Regions from separate parts of the Homo sapiens genome. Here region 1 is linked to region 2. Evidence: chromatin loops called from intact Hi-C (ENCODE). Cell type or tissue: Calu3. All regions are shown on one strand. Region 1 has its middle 14 kb from the start of PPP1R17. Region 2 has its middle 38 kb from the start of PPP1R17.

What was found. Hi-C counts contacts between places; a loop is a spot of excess contacts. Peaks named below come from ENCODE experiments on the same cell type or tissue, not always from the same donor. Only the 100,000 strongest peaks of a DNase experiment are listed, where the experiment ranks them.
Region 1: it touches region 2 in a loop (2.5-fold over the local background); 1 of 110 quality-filtered maps calls a loop at or near these places.

What each region holds. Positions count from the first base shown.
Region 1 is chr7:31,671,526-31,674,025 of GRCh38, forward strand. It overlaps a transcript of PDE1C not described here. Among named protein-coding and RNA genes, the nearest start is that of PPP1R17, 14 kb to the right of the region's middle. In Calu3, no CTCF peak of the experiment used is centred here; no DNase peak of the experiment used is centred here.
Region 2 is chr7:31,723,715-31,726,214 of GRCh38, forward strand. It overlaps a transcript of PDE1C not described here. Among named protein-coding and RNA genes, the nearest start is that of PPP1R17, 38 kb to the left of the region's middle. In Calu3, no CTCF peak of the experiment used is centred here; a DNase peak (open chromatin) is centred at 1,167.

The sequences.
Region 1 (2,500 bases), 52 kb before region 2:
TAGGTCCACTAGCTCTCAGCTGTCAGTCACCTGCTATGCACGACCCACCCCACCACACCCCTCCAAACTGGGTACACTGGAATGTCTGGCTATCTTCTACACTATGCTCAGGCTAGGGGGAGTCATGGGACCCTGTCTCAGGCCCTCTCCACCTAAGTCCACCATGCTGGCATTCCTGCTGTGCCCACTCCACATAGCCACAAGACACTTTGCTAGATGGTCAACCAGTATCTCATATGGAAAGCAACCTATAAATTCCCTGAGCTCTGGGATTGTCAAATCTCTCAGGGAAATCCCAGAGATCTAATAGAACACCGGAACCAGGGCACAAAGCCCACAATAAAATGAGATTAATTTTTCCTCCTCTCTCACCTAGCTTTTCCTGCCCATAGCCCCACAAGGTCTTTTGTACTTGTGTGATGGAAATGTCCCTTCTGGCATAACTTCTATTCTTTCAGGCTTCGATGATTGATTCCTGATTTGTGAAAACCCCATTTGGGAATTTTCTAGAAAAGTATTATTTTTCTTTCCTAAAGCCCTGTTTTTATGATTTTTGTCTTGATAGGGACTTTAAAATGCTCAAAGCTGAACTGTGACTTTTTTGTTCTCAGCACTGTCCATCTTCCCCTTTCCTGGAGCAAAAAGTCTCAGACTCTCGGCCAAGTCTGAATGTCAGAAAAACTGCTTGGCAAGACGGATGGAAGTACACTTCACCAAAAAGAGAAAATACATCATATGATTTTTCAAAACGTTATTATGGATGTTGTTTCATGGCTGTATTATATTCTTATAAATTGTGTTCCTATCCTGCTAATTCCCCATATTGATATATAGATAACTTCTCCTGTTACTAAAATATCACCTCTCAATATACACATAAAAGAAAACTTCACCAACAACAACCTTACTCCATACCCTCTCCATAGTAAGTCATTATCATTTATTTAAATCTTTGCTAATCTGATCAATTTGTTTTGCATTTATCTGAATGGTAATGAGGTTATACATTTTTGACCTTCTCTGATTTCTTTTTTTTCTTTTTCCTTTTTTATTTTTTAATTGTATATTCAAATTATTTGCCTATTTTTCTATTAAGTACATTTTGGGGAGTGTAGAAATAAATAAAGACCATTCAAATGAAAAGAAGCTGAGACCATCCATTCAGAGCTTGCCATAGCAAGTCCATCAGCCATCATCACTCCTCTTTGTCAGAGACTCAAGGGCAGTAAACGGAATGGGAAAGCTTTATAGTGAGGGTGATATGGTTTGGCTCTGTGTCCCCACCCAAATCTCATCTCAAATTATAATTCCCATGTGTCGATGGAGAGACCTGGTGGGAAGCAACTGGATCATAGGGGAGCATTTTCCCCTTGCTGTTCTTGTGATACTGAGTGAGTTTTTATGATATCTGGTTGTTTGATAAGTGTCTTGTGCCTCCCCCTTCTTCCTTTCTCCTGCTTCCCTGTGAACAAAGTGCCTGCTTTCCCTTTGCCTTGCACCATGAATGTAAGTTTCCTGAGGCCTCCTCTGCCACATGGAACTGTGAGTCAACTAAACCTCTTTCCTTCCTAAATTATCCAGTCTCAGGTATTTCTTTATAGCAGTGTGAAAATGGACTAATACAGTGGGGAAAAAAAGAAGCTTTCAGGTATGCCCTAATTGGAAACTGTTGGCATAGGGAAGCTGGAGGCTGACTAACTACAAGGAGGGGATTTTATATGATTTATAGATGAAGATTCTGTTTGATTTATGAAGTTGAAAGTGTAATTAGAGAAGCTGACAGGACCAAGTCCTTACCATTTGGGCCAAGTTCAATTGTTGCAGAAGTTGAGGGTCAGAATTCTTTTTATATGTGGTCTGGCCATTGTCTGTTTCTATTTTCAGTCTCTTAGAAGGGGAAAGATGTGTGTGTCTCTCTCTCTTTAATATTTAAGATATTAAGTATAGATTAAGGGGATTCTATATTTGTTATGTACATTGCAAACTGATCCTAAGTTTTAAATTTTTCTCATGTGTTTTAAAATTTTATAGAAACTATCATTTTTATGACCTCTATTTCTTTTTTACATTCAAAGATTTAAAATATTCACCTATATTTTCTTGTGGTAATTTTATGGTGCTACTTTTTTCTTTACATTGCCTATTTTAACCTATCTGGAATTTATGCTGGTATAAGGTAGAAACTAGTTTTTTTTTTTTTAATCCAAATTGATATTCAGTTGTCTCAACATCACTGATTGGTAAACATATTCATTCCCTAGCAAGGGATTTTCCAGTAAGAGTTTTGATTTTGATGAAATTATAATATCAGAGCGTGAATTTTAATTAAACTCTAAACTGATAAAATGCCTTTCAGATCCTTAAATGATCGGAGTCCAACTGGGGAAGGGCAGGTAGTAAACATCATCATGGGTAGCGAAAAGAAAATTCAGAAAAACTTGCTGGGGCATGCATTTCATTCACAAAAGCTTACTATGTGTGTATTTTTTTGTCTTAAATG
Region 2 (2,500 bases):
AATGGTTATAAAGTAAGAAATTATTCATATCGGATAATAGGGCTGGGAGAAAAAGGAACACAAAAATTAAGACACTTTTCTTTAGTTAATTCTCGTCTACAGCATCCTGGCCTCTCTGGCTGTGTCTCTCCGCTCCTGACCCCCAAATACATACACGCAAATCCACATATGAAGCAAGCTCCTACCACCCTCAGTCTCTCTGAGCATTTCTTACTGCCTTTGCATCATTTTATTAGATTCTTCCACTCCTTCTTACTTCTATATCATCTCAGGGTCAGGGTCAGGAAAAGAAGCTAAAACCCCACGCTAGCTTGCGATCTATTTATTTTTTATGTCTGAACTCAATGGTACAGATAGAAACAACTTTATATCTGCCCTACCTCTGCTGTCAAATATATTCTGCCTCAGTGCTGTTATCCTGGCAACCATCCTTTGTTCTTTGGTGTCTTTGTGGCTGAATGCAGGGCTGATTAAGGTAAGGCAAGTGAGGTGTCTATGGTGCAAAATGGAAGGAGGTGCCCATGCTTAGGGGCATGGAAGTGCCAGCCTTGTCTGACTGCCATTTTCTGCTCTCCTGAAATTTTAGTGTCTTCCTACCCATCACCTTGCACAACCTTTTGCCCTATCTATGTCCCCTCACCTCTTGATGACAACTTGGAAAGATGCTATGGCTCTCCAAGCACTTCTACTTACAAGAAAAGTCTCAATGTGGTCATTAAGACTGACTTTCAGGCATTAAAATATTTATCCAATATCATCCGAAATTCTGATCTGACAGCCAATCCAAAGCATCTCCCACCTGCTGTCAACCTTATGGGGGAAGGGCATTGATCGTTCTTTCCCGATTCTTGCTCATTCTTTCCTTAGCCCAGTGCCCCACAGCCCAGGCTCTGATTCTTCATAGAAATTATAACTAGAAGTTTCTAGTAGGAAAGACTGAGAAACCTGCTAAAGTGTCTTATGACAGGAAATAGCAGCTCTAAATATCTGCCCCATCCAGAGAGCACAATATCCTCTTCAAAACTTTTTTCTTTTCCCAACAGCTTTCTCCAAAATACCTTTCCTCTTGGCCTCTGGACTTTACTCTTTGATAGACATATAAGGTGGGCTGTGCGCTAAGGGTTGCAAAACTGTTTTGGGACCGCCCTTTCTGAAAGTCTTATATCGGTGAATTAGCACTCTGGAATGCAGGGGTATGTGCCAAGTATTGTTTTTGCTTTCTTTGTGGAGCCTCAGCCCATACAGAGACAGGAAAATACCATTTAAAAATCCTATGCCATGGGCTACTATATATAAAACACAGGGCATATGGTAAGCATTTAAGGGTTCCCTTCATTCCTTTGGACCTAGCACAGACTTGTCTGGGAAAAGTGTAAGCCTTGCCACCCTCATCTCCCACTTGTGTTGCACAGCAACACCCGCCACCTTGCCACCCGCATCTCCCACTTGTGTTGCACAGCATCCATCTCTCCAGGACCACAGGGGTCTCTGTGGCCTGCACAAAGATGATCCTGATGGCCATCGGGAGGTACTGGTAGGTATGAAGGGAGCTCTCTCTACATTGCTGCTTTCGTCAGCCACAATACAGGCAAACAACAGTGGCCTTGGCCCTAAAAATGAGTCCTCACAACATGATTTATTGCAATTTCTGGTAAAAGACCATCAAAAGGATGAGACCCAACCAACTTTTTTGGCATGAAAAACTTGTGGCAGCTAAATGGGGCATTTCTTACCAAAAGGAGAGCTACAACTGAGAACTTCCTGAGCTCACCCCAAACATAGACCCTGGGATGGTGATGTTTGTCTACCAAATTATGAAATGCTAGCAGATCACTTTGTCCATTTGGTTCTAAGGACTGTCCATCAGGAGTGAGGGAACACTCATCAACAATCTTTGAATGTTGAAGTAAAAAGGGATTGGATTGTTATCAGTGCCAGGTTCCTAGTGTGATAAGGTACTATAGCTATGCAAGATGTTACCACTGGGGGAAACTGGGTGAAGGGTATATGGGATTTTCTCATATTACTTCTTACAGCTGCTTATGTATCCACAATTATCTCAAAATTAAAGTTTTTTAAAAAGGATGGGAGATAATCAAGTTTAATGCCTTCTATTTTTTGGTTTGTTTGTTCTTACTAGATTTAGAGTTATATCTAACTACCCTTTACAGGTTACTTTTTCTTACAGAAGCAAAGTCTGTTTTAAAAAAGAGAGAGAGAAAAATCCCAAAAAATAGGAAGAAAAACAAAAGTAGAACAAATTATGCTTACTTCTACTTCATGAATTTGATGATGGTATACATTTTGGTGTATTTGTTTTCACGTGACTTTTACAGAGTTAAAAATAATACTCTTTTTGTTTGTCTTTTATAGAAATAGGGTCTCACTCCATTGCCTTGGCTGGCGTCCACTGGAATGATCATAGCTGACTGTAGCCTCAAACTCTTGGACCCAAGCATTTCTCCCGCTTTAATCTCCCAAGAAGTTAGGACTGCAGGTG